Regions from separate parts of the Homo sapiens genome. Here region 1 is linked to region 2. A link is a contact called in ENCODE Hi-C or POLR2A ChIA-PET data. All regions are on one chromosome and are shown on one strand. The core of a region is the stretch at or near the end of the contact, and the rest is flanking DNA. Distances in the headings are between cores, read along the strand shown. Region 1 holds the start of SARS1 (seryl-tRNA synthetase 1). Region 2 holds the start of PRPF38B (pre-mRNA processing factor 38B).

Region 1 (5,841 bases), core at 574-3,073, 520 kb after region 2:
CTATCATTGTTGTTAGACCTGACCTACACTTCAGGGTTGGCTTGGCAGAGGCTTTTTGGGGAGCAGGGATAGTGTAAGAGGCAAAAAAAAACAAAAAACAAAAAACAAAAACAAAAACCCACACTCAACACACAACATTTCTGTGACCAGATGCAGTGGTGAGGGGCCCTGGGGGGTAAGTTCCTCAGACACCAAGCGATTCTCCAGTGGACATTGGCTAAGCATTCTATAATTCAATTCGATTCTGATTCTGACACTAGCTACCTGGAGGTAGTGTCAGATTCCATGGGGTAAGGGCTTGATCCCACTAGACTGCTCCTCTTCAGATGCCAATTGCAAGTAGTAGATTTCACCTATACTTCTTAGCAGCTATAAACTGGGGCTCCCACTACCCCCTCCTTTGGTCTGATTAATTTGCTGAGAAGGCTCACAGACCTCAAGGAAACATTTACCAGTTTATTATAAAGGATAGTACAAAGGGTACAAATGAACAGCCAGATGAAGAGATGGATAGGGCAAGGTGTCAGGGGTGCAGAGCTTCCATAACCTTTCTGGGCAAGACACCCTCCTGGCATCTCCACATGTTCAACAACCCTGAAGCTCATCAACTCTTGTTGTTCGAGCGTTTATAGAGTTTGATGTCCAGCTCCTCCCCTCCCCCTTTCCTGGAGGTTGAAGGGTGGGGATGAAAGTTCCAATCCTCCAATCACTTGGTCTCTCTGGTGACTGGCCCCATCCTAAGGTTATCTAGGGCCCCCATCCTAAATCACCTCCTTATTATAAACTCAGGTGTTATCAAAGAGACCCATTACGTATAACCCAGGAAATTCAAGGGTTTTAGGGGCTGTGTCAGGAACCAGGGACAAAGCCCAAATATATTTCATATTATAAATAAATAATATGATAGTTAGCTATGTCACACCCTCATCTCAGGAGTCCATGACGGCGGTATAAGATCAAGAAGGTCTTAGCACATCTAGCTTCGAGAAGGCATTGGAAGTGAGGCTTTAAAGTTTCTGCAGAGTGGAAGGATTGGGGGTGGGGGTGGGGGAGGAGATCACCTGTTCCCAAATCCTTCAAATAATCTCTTGTTATCAGGGAGATTCTTTGATAACTTTGGCTTCACTCGGCAACTAGAATATTTCATTTAAAGGTCTGAACATTATAAAATCAAAGTATGATACAAACCGTTCTTCAAGACGCTTTCAAATTGACCCAAGACATGACCTCAACACCTTATACGGCGTTCAAATCTGCTTAATGTCCCTTTGGAAAAGTTTTCTCTCGTCTCTCTCTAAAAGACAACCGCACTTTCCCAAAGCTGTGCTCTTAAGAGTTGGTAAAGTGACAATTTGGTTTATCCAATAATCAGATTAATAAAGGTATACCATTTCTAAGGCACGAGAGCAGGAATCTTAAGCTGAGGTAGCCCTGGGACTAAATATGCCATCCTCTTGTATCAAGATGGAGAAGACGGCCGAGGTTCAGGGAAAGAGCCCAGTGGAAGAACCCAACCTAGTGAGAGGAAAACGGGCACCTGGTGAAGGCCCCGGCCTCTAAGCTAGGGATGAGGGGACAGGCCTCTGCCTAGCCTGAGACAGGAGTAGGAAACTGAGGCATTCACACTTTTATGTGGCGATCACAGTTCCTGCAGACTGTAGCAGAGCTGGGGAGCAGGAACCAGAGGTATAGTCCCACGCCCACCCACTCTCCCCTCCCCTCCCTCCGCGGCCCCGCCTCCAACCAGCCGCTTCCGGTCGCGGGGAGGGTCGCCTGCGGGCTCCAGCTGCGCCTGCGCAGGAAGGGCGGGTCAGCGCGCCGGCGCAGTGCGGCGGTCACAGGCTGAGTGCTGCGGCGCGATCCTTGCTTCCCTGAGCGTTGGCCCGGGAGGAAAGAAGATGGTGCTGGATCTGGATTTGTTTCGGGTGGATAAAGGAGGGGACCCAGCCCTCATCCGAGAGACGCAGGAGAAGCGCTTCAAGGACCCGGGACTAGTGGACCAGCTGGTGAAGGCAGACAGCGAGTGGCGACGATGTAAGTACCGGGACGGGCGGGTTACCTCCTTGATGCTAAACCCAATTTTCTCTCTCAAATCCAGCCACCGCTCCTGAGGCCACAGCTTCCACCCTTCGTCAGACCCCCTCCCAGGGTGCGGTGGCTCCGAGGTTCTCCCCATCCCCGAAAACACAGCCTGGTCGCCGGGGTCATCCCACTTTCTCCTCCACCCGGGCGGAGCGAGGTCCCTTCCACGCGTGCTCAGTGCCGTTCGCTGCCAGTGTGCGTACGCACGCGCATCGGGAGCTGTCAAGCCTTCCTGCCCCAGGGGTTGCCAGAACATGCCGGGGCGGGAGGTTGTGGGGTCTACGCGGCTTTCCTAACACGAATCTTTGGTCCCCCCCAGTCTTTTTCTCATCTTCAGCAAGGCCAGAGTGGTTTTCCTTTGTTTTGATAGGATCAAAGGCTTCTCCTGAGACTGCGTCACTTCTGCAACACAGTAGATTCATTCCTTCGGTATCGGAAGCATTTCGGGGCGTTGGAGGCCGCTCTTGGCCAAAATAAATGACCCTGAAGCTTTTCGGAAGGCCATCCCCCGACCTATGGGCATACCTTTAAGAATTAGAAAAGTCTTTTCCGTGGTAGATCAAACGCGAGGGGAGTGAGGAGGCGAGCAAAAGATTGTAATGACTGAAGCTGTTTAATTGTGATTTGTGGACGTTTTCCTTTAAAGACATTGGCAGAGTTGGGCTAGAACCTGGAACTGCCGGATCTTGGAGTCATATCGGGCATCTATCATGAAGCCGAATAAAACCATAGAACCATCTGCCCATAAATCTCTGCCTGTATTAACTGGAGTGGTCGCTGGTTGGGCGGATGCTGTCAAGTACTTGTGATTTGATTTGTCTGATGCAATAGGTCTGCAACCATCTGGGAGCTAGGTCGATGACAGTACACTGCAAAGGCAGCCACTATCCAAGAGTGTGATGGATTTCTATTAGGAAAATTGATTTTCTCCTGTTTATAAGGATCTTGGATGTCAAAAGAATATTTGTTTAACTTGAGTTTTGTGCTGATTCTATGTCTTAGGCCCTCTATTGTAGTAGTTTGTTTGATTGTGAGATTCCACACTTGACCTGAAGTTTCGAGTTGCAATGGAATTTAATTTTGCCACATTTTTTGTTTAGGATAAAACTAGCCTGAGCACTGTTCTACTGAATCTGAAGTCAGGAGTATCAGATTTTTGTGTCAGTCCAGCCCTTAGCCAGTGCTAAATGACTTTGAATGTGTTAGCTAGTCTTTTGGGTATAATGTCCACATCTGAGGGATTTGTCCCTTATCTGAAAAGTAGATAGGTGGTGAGTTCTTCAGGGACAAGGATTCAATTTTATTCATACAGTATATATGTGGATATACATATACACATTTATACATAAAATCCCAGTACCTAGCACTGTACCTGGTCCTTGGTAAGGCCTTGATAAAGGTTTGTTAGAGGCGTGAATATTTTCTGTCTTCAGGGCACTTTATATTCTTTATGAAAAGCAGTTTATGTAGTTTATGTTATTGTTTTAAAAAACTTAATCCTAAATGTGAAGTCATTTCTTTTCTTTGTTTTGTTTTGTTTTGTTTTTGAGACGGAGTCTCTCATTATCACCCAGATTGGAGTGCAGTGGCACCATCTCGGCTCACTGCAACCTCCATCTCCCGGTTTCAAGAGATTATCATGCCTCAGCCTCCAAGTAGCTGGGACTACAGGTGTGCACCACCACACCCAGCTAATTTTTTTTTTTAGTTGAGATGGGAGTTTCACCATGTTGGCCAGGCTGGTCTCTAACTCCTGACCTCAAGTGATCCGCCTGCCTCAGCCTCCCAAAGTGCTGGGATTACAGGTGTGAGCCACCATGCCTGGCCAATAGTTTATTTCCAATGCATCTATTAATTTGATTCTTTTCTATTTGACAACCCTTTCCAATATTCTCTTTGCATCCAAATGGAATTTATGTTTTTTCCCAAGTTCCCAACTGCCCAAGGTAGACACTGGCAGATTTATATCAAGGTTCTTTGACATCTTGAACTTCAGATCAGAGGATGGAGTTCTTCTCTCATTGCCTTGAGCAAGGGCTTATAACCAGAGCCACATTAAGAACTCAGATCATGCTCCCTAATTGAGGACACATAGCAAGCTTCACCAAGCCCTCCACTACAACTATACCAATTTGTCTTCCTGTAGACTTACAAGGTACCACTAGGGTTCCTTTGGAGAACTCAGGAGTCCAGTATAACTTGGAGTGATAATACCACATTGGAACTCACAACTCTTCTAACTCCAGGGATTTGAATGTGATTTCTTCTTTTTAATTCAGAGTAGCGTAATGATCCTACACTTGGGCATATTTGTCTTGGCCCCACTCCCAAAGCAAATAGATTTCCATGTAACTGGAAATCTGCTGCAAACCCCAAGAATTTTATCCTCCCTCAAAAAGTGCTATCCTGAGTGGTTTTTTTTTTCTTTTTACTGTACATTGAAAATTGAAGTTGTTGTTTCCTTTTTTTTTAATTTGAGACAAGGTCTCACTGTGTCACCCAGGCATGATCACAGCTCACTGCAGCCTCAATCTCCCCAGGCTCAGATGATCCTCCTGCCTTAGACTTCTGACTAGCTGAGACTACAGGCGCAATGCCACCATGCCTGGCTAATGTGTGTATTTTTTGTAGAGATGGAGTTTCGTCATGTTGCCTAGGCTGGCCTCAAACTCCTGGCCTCAAGCGATCCTCCCACCTCGGCCTCCCAAAGTGTTGGGATTACAGGCATGAGTCACCATGCCCAGGCTAAAGCTGTTATTTCCTCATAACCTTTACTGCACATGTTTTAAAACAGGTCCTTATCATTGTTTGCCCCAGCAACTGGAATAGCTTTCTATCTGCTTTCAATCTTAACCCAGTCTCACCAGGGCATATAATCTTTCTAGAATGCAAATCTGATCATTTTACTTGAAGGCTTAAGTTTTGCAGTGACATACTTTAGAGCAGCACTGTCTGATAGGAATAGAATGTTAGCTTCATGTATACAGATGCTCCTTGACTTAGGATGGGTTTATGTCCCAATAAATCCACCATAAGTTGAAAATATTGTAAGTAAAAAATGCATGAAATACACATACCCTACTGAATATCATAGCTTAGCCAAGCCTACCTTAAATGTGCTCAGAACACTGATGTTAACCTACAGTTGGGAAAAATCATCTTACACAAACCCTATTTTATAATAAAGTGTGAATATCTCATGTAATTTATTACTATTGATCATAAAGTTTAAGCATTATAAGTTGGCGATAGTCTGTAATTGTTAATTTGTTTGTATCCAATATAAAAAATATAAAGAGAAACAGATGAAATTAATTTTAGTAATACATTTTATTTAACCTAGTCTTGTATACCCAAAAGTTATATATATATAAATATATATATAATTATTATTATTATTTTTAGACAGCGTCTTGTTCTGTTGCCTAGGCTGGAATGCAGTGGCATGATCACAGCTCACTGCAGCCTGGACCTCCTGGGCTCAACTGGTCCTCCCACCTCAACCTTCTAAGTAGCTGGGACCACAGGTGTGCACCACCATGCCCAGCTAATTTTTAATTTTTTGTAGAGACAGAGTCTCACTTTGTTGCCCAGGCTGGTCTCGAATTCCTGGACTCAAGTGATCCTCCCACTTCGACCTCCCACACTGCTGGGATTACAGGTGTGAACCACCACGCCCAGCCCCGAAATTATATTTTCAACACATAATCAGTATTTTTAAATTACTGAAACTAGCCCGGTGCGGTGACTCACTCCTGT
Region 2 (5,474 bases), core at 2,252-4,751:
CCTGGGCAACATAGTGAGATCCTGTCTCTACCAAAAAATATATAATTAGCTGGGTATGGTGGCACATGCCTGTACTCCTAGTTACTCGGGAGGCTGAGGCAGGAGGATTGTGTGAGCCCAGGAGTTTGAGGTTACAGTGAGTTATGATCACACCACTGCTCTCCAGCCAGGGTGACAGAAAGAGACTCTGTCTCCAAAAAAAGAAAAATAAGATAATTCAATAGCAAGCCAAAGACTGTGTAAAAATACTTGAAACACATATATACACAAAAGACTTACATACAGATCATGTAACCAGTCCTTGCCACTCAACAATAAGACAAACAAAATAACAAAATTGGCAAATTATTTGAAGTTACTTCACAGCAGAAAATATATAAATGACAATAAGCACCTGAAAAAATGTTCAACATCATTAGTGGTAAGAGAAATGTAAATTAAAGTCACAATGAGATACCACCTTATACCCATTACAATGGCTAAAAAAAAATGTTCTGTTTTCCTTTTTAGAGACAAGATTTCTCTGTCACCCAGACCGGAGTGCAGTGTTGGGATCATGGCTAACTGCAGTCTCAAACCCCTGGGCTCTAGTGATCCTCCCTCTTGCGCCCCTGAGTAGCTGGATCTACAGGCAAGCACCACTACACCTGGCTAGATTTTTATTTTTTTGTAGATGGGTATTACTACATTGGTCCGGGTGGTCTCAAATTCCTGGCTTCAAGGGATCCTCCCTCCTCAGCCTCCCAAAGCACTGGGATTACAGGTGTGAGCCACTGCTCCCAGCCAGAATAGCTAAAACTAAGTGTTGGTGAGGTTATGGAGCAACTGGAACTGTCATACACTGCTGGTGGGAATGAAAAATGTACAACCATCTCAGCAAACAGTTTGGCTATTTCATAAGTGCTGGGTGAGGTGTCAGAGCCCTAGCACTAGAAAGTGGTCAACTCACGGGTTGGTAAGAATTTACAGACAACAGTATAGGTTTAAAAAGGAAACTTCTATTAAATAGAATGCTGCAAAAGAGTGCAGCGGGGCGCCTCAGAAAGAGAGGACTGAGTGTGCCAGTGAATTTTTCCTTAGGGATATTTATGGACCTCAAAGAGGGAGCTTACGGGCAATTTGGACCATATTAGCCATGTAGGTCATGATAAGTGATTACATTTGTAGACATTCTGGTGCCTTAATGTCAGCAAGGGTCACACAATGAGTTTTGATATGCATGCATTCAAGAGATGTATAGAAATTCTAGTTACTTATAAATTTTGGGGAAAAAAAACTGGAACCAGATGCCTGTGTTACATAACAGGAAAGTCTAATTACTTCTGAATTCCTCAGATAAGAAGTTTTTGTCTCCAGGGCCTGCTGGATGGTCACCAGGTAATTTTGCTCTGGTCATTTTCCCCTGACAAATAACTTGGTCAAATCTTGGACCCTTTATATTCCCCCATGCTCAAGTCAGCCTGTTGCATATCATGGTCTCAAGAAAGAGAAAATAGCATAGTGAAGAGGGATGTCAAGTCTATCTGGCTACTTCCTGCTGAAAGAGGGCTCTCCAGCCTGGGCCAGAGAGTGGGACTCTGTCTCAAAAAAAAAAAAAAAAAATCCAGACAGTCTAGTCACAAATGTTCACAGCATTTTCAACAACAATTTGTGTTGTTTCTAATTTGGGGCTATTACAAATAAAAATGCTGTTCCCATCAATGATTAGATAAACAAAATAGTGATAAATCCATACAACTGAATACTAATCAGTAATTAAAACAAAACACAACCTGCTGATACATGCAATAAGGAGGCAAAAAAAAAGAGAACACTGTGTGGGGATAATGATTTCATTTATTTAAGATTCAAGAAAATGCAAACTAGTCTCTACTGACAGAAAGTGGTTGCTTCGGTATGAGGTTGGAAAGAGAGATGGATTACAAAGGGCACAAGAAAACTTTTGGGATTGACAGAAGATTATGTTTATTGTAGTAGTGGTTTAATGGGTATACATATATGTCAAAACTGATCAAACCAAACTTACGGCTTTATATATGTGCAGCGTAGAGGTCTTCAATTATAACTGAATAAAGTTTTCTAAAAAATGGGGATAAAAATAACATCTTCAGCCTGTTGTAGGGATTCACTGAATATGTTAAAGCACTTTATCATAATACCTGGCTCCGAGTTTGATGCCGCTGACACTTAGATATCAAACTCAACCTCTCTACCAAGCTCTTCATCCAAACAGACTAGGGGTAAAGACTGTCTAAGACTATACAGAAAGATCATGTATCTGAGGAATTAAAAATAGGGCATAAGATTTGGCAATGTGTCACTCGGCAAACTCAATAAACTAGTATTATCAAGGCAAAAAATATATACACAAAAAGAACTGGGTTAAAAAAAATTTTTTCTATGGACTTTTAACGTGATAACTCATGACACAGGGGTTAGGATCTTCAGTTTTCCTTTGGAAGTTAATAAAAACCACTATAGAGAAAAACAAGATTTGCTAGTAAGAAGGTGAAAACTGCTTCTCCTCTCAGGGTTCTAGTTCTCTTGCAACCTAAAACAAAGGAACCAGACAGGATATCCACTTTCGTACCGTACAGCTCCAAACACTAATCAATCACTCCATTCACTTATCTTTTCTATTTCCTTGTATTCTGTCAAACAACTGTCTCTTGGTTTAAATACTTTTCTGCTGGTCTTCGCTCTCTCTCTCTCCTCTTCTGGTTTATTTTCATCCAGATGTGGATTTTCCCCAAAGTTTCCATCTTATCCTTTTCTCCTCCTGTGTATGCGCCACTGAAGTCAAGATTGCCACATTCAAACTCCCCACACATTCACACACCCACTCCCAATATACAGTATCTCGCCCAATGTTTATCACTCCGGATACATTCCTAGAATCCAAAGATCTGGAGCAGGGAGAAAAAGAAAAGGCGCCTACCAGATGCCTGGAACAGTCTACTAGGCACTACAAGTACATTAGCTCTTTCAATGCTCACAACAGCCCAGCCAGATGTTATCTCAATCTTACGGATGAATAAATTTAAGACTTCTGGCTGGACACTAGAGGCTGGCGAAGTACGTGACCTTTGATCAGAATCTCCTGGAGGAGTGGGGTCCCTGACCATTGTACCTTCCAGAGAACCTTAAAACTGAGATCCCAGGAGACCCCTCTCGGATACTCTGCAGAAGTCAGAGTGACGATATTAGCAAGCACACCGCAGCCATGCGAACCCTTCCTGGCTCAGCTCCCGACAAAAGAAATCAAGCCCCCAGTCAAAATACAACAACAACGGATTAGGCCTACAACCCTCTCCCCCGGCCCCCAAATTCTCAGGAGAAATCCCCTAAGAGTCAGGTACGGAGGTCACTGCAGCGACTTCAGCGTGCAGAGAACGCGGGGACCTAGGAAGAGGACGCTCCAGCCCAACTGAGCGTCTCTGATTGGCCGCCAGCTCAGCTTGGAACGCTGGGGTGCGTGGCGTCATATCCGCCGGGCCCGCCATCTTGTTCCCAGGGGCAGTTGGCGGAAGAGATCGAGCTCCCTGGCTGCCGGCTCGCCTTCTGCGTGGAGTTCTCGCGGTCTGGGTTTCGCTGTCTGCTCTTGGCCCGGGGTCATTTTGTCGGCGTCGGGTGCCCTCTCTTGCCCAGCTGGGGCACAGCGAGGCGGCCCCTTCTCCCGACGACGTTCGATGGAGTAGGGTCCCAGACCGTTGTCCCGAAGAGCGAGATCGAGCTTGGCCCCCTCCCCCCCCTCCTTCCCTCCCTCCTTCCTTCCGCCGCAACATGGCTAACAACAGCCCCGCGCTGACAGGCAACTCGCAGCCGCAGCACCAGGCGGCTGCAGCTGCGGCTCAGCAACAGCAGCAGTGCGGCGGCGGCGGCGCTACCAAGCCGGCGGTCTCCGGCAAGCAGGGCAATGTGCTCCCGCTCTGGGGCAACGAGAAGACCATGAACCTCAACCCCATGATCCTGACCAACATCCTGTCGTCGCCTTACTTCAAAGTACAGCTCTACGAGCTCAAGACCTACCACGAGGTGGTGGACGAGATCTACTTTAAGGTACGAAGTGTGTAGGCCTTGGCTTTGGGGGTAAGTTCGGAAGAGGGGGTATGGAGGAAACGGGCGAAGGCGGCCCCCGAAATCTGAAGATTTGTGGGTGGGGGAAGGTGGTTCGGCGGAGGGGTGGCTGCGGCCTGTAGTGTGTCTGGGAGGGGTCGGACTGGGGCCGCCCTCTCGTTTCCATTTTAGATTTTTAGGGCCGGGAGAGCCCGCCACTATTGATCTCTCTCCTCCCCCAACCTCCTGCCCACCCCTGGGGGGAGTTGGGCAAGAGGGATGGGGGAGAGGAGGAAAGAGTAACAGAAGCCTTTCCAGTTTACAGCTTTAAAATTATTCCTTTTGACGTGGATCTGCTGAGCGCCAACTTGTTGGTGCTTCTCCCGCTCACCCCTGGCCAGGGCGTGTAATGACTTCAGTATTGGCCTCGTGTTGTTGGTACTCACTATCCGATCCAGGCAGGGAAATGGTCAGTGCGTGTGTGTCGGGTGGGGTGGGGGGATGAGGGTGGAGAGGTGCCATTTCAAGAGGTGTACAGAAGGCCTGGAAATTTTCCCAGCAGGAAGTCAGGAGTAAGAGGTCTCAGCCACCTGTGCATTGGGCTAATTTAGAATTATCTGGGCCCTGGGCTTCTGCGGCAGGGTCGGTGCTGGCTTGGCTGTGCTGGGGAGCTCACCTGGCGCCTCCTCACTGCACTCTTGTCTCAGTTCTTGTTTCGTTAGCAGGATTGACTCAGTCTTGCAGCGAGGCTCGGAGCAGCCCAGGGTCGCAGGTAGAGGTATGCACTATTAATCATGCTCAATCGCCATAAATGCATTTCCCTGGTTAAATGAACGACTAATTAGATTTTTGTGGGTTTTTTTGGCCATTGCTTTTGGTCCTTCACCAATTAGGTAGGCTTTTTCCACTTCCCTGCAAATTATGTAGTATAAAAAATACCTTCCAGGCCTCCGAAAGTTAATTTCTATTTTAAAGAATATTAATAATAGCCTTAGTGGTCTTTAAAAATTTTATCCGGAGCATCTAATACACAATCCATTTTTGTCTATATTCACTCTTAAAAACTTGACAGACCGCACAAAGTGTTTTCTATCATTTGAACGTATGTGTAGAGATGGTAACAAAAGGACATTCTCTTTTGTCTTGCCCACCTTTTCCCCCAGTTGAGTAATTAGGTTATTGAAGGATTTTGAGAGATTAGTTGCTTTTTATAGAAAACATCTCTTGAATACAGTTCAACTTTGGGTTGATAAAGTACACAAATAAATTTGGAATCCTCTTACGAGAGTAGGTCTGATTGTAATTCTATGAATTAGTTTTTTTAGCTTTTAAAAGGTAAGACCTTTTTAGCATGGATACAGTATGGTGAATAACATTTAATCCTTAGCTTTATTTATGCAGTAAACTTTAAACAGTTG

The links. Hi-C counts contacts between places; a loop is a spot of excess contacts on that map. ChIA-PET counts read pairs that join two places held with the same protein, here RNA polymerase II (POLR2A). Pooled maps may share reads with other maps.
Region 1: a map of CD8-positive, alpha-beta T cell shows a loop between it and region 2 (10-fold over the local background). The contact joins the promoter of SARS1 here to the promoter of PRPF38B in region 2. A Hi-C loop is called at or near these places in 3 of 168 maps with a recorded cell type or tissue (CD8-positive, alpha-beta T cell and naive thymus-derived CD4-positive, alpha-beta T cell), 1 of 37 single-sample maps with no recorded cell type and 13 of 50 pooled maps. POLR2A ChIA-PET finds 5 or more read pairs at or near these places in 7 of 52 experiments (CD4-positive, alpha-beta T cell, OCI-LY7, WTC11 and 4 more).

What each region holds. Positions count from the first base shown.
Region 1 is chr1:109,212,095-109,217,935 of GRCh38, forward strand. SARS1 (seryl-tRNA synthetase 1) reads left to right here and starts at 1,824. Exons shown (of 11, transcript NM_006513.4): 1 at 1,824-2,034. The coding sequence starts at 1,899. RefSeq lists a silencer at 1,618-1,837 and an enhancer at 1,888-2,247.
Region 2 is chr1:108,688,809-108,694,282 of GRCh38, forward strand. It overlaps PRPF38B (pre-mRNA processing factor 38B), which reads left to right and starts at 3,502. Exons shown (of 6, transcript NM_018061.4): 1 at 3,502-4,059. The coding sequence starts at 3,784. RefSeq lists enhancers at 3,154-3,343, 3,281-3,841, 3,424-3,753, 4,404-4,964.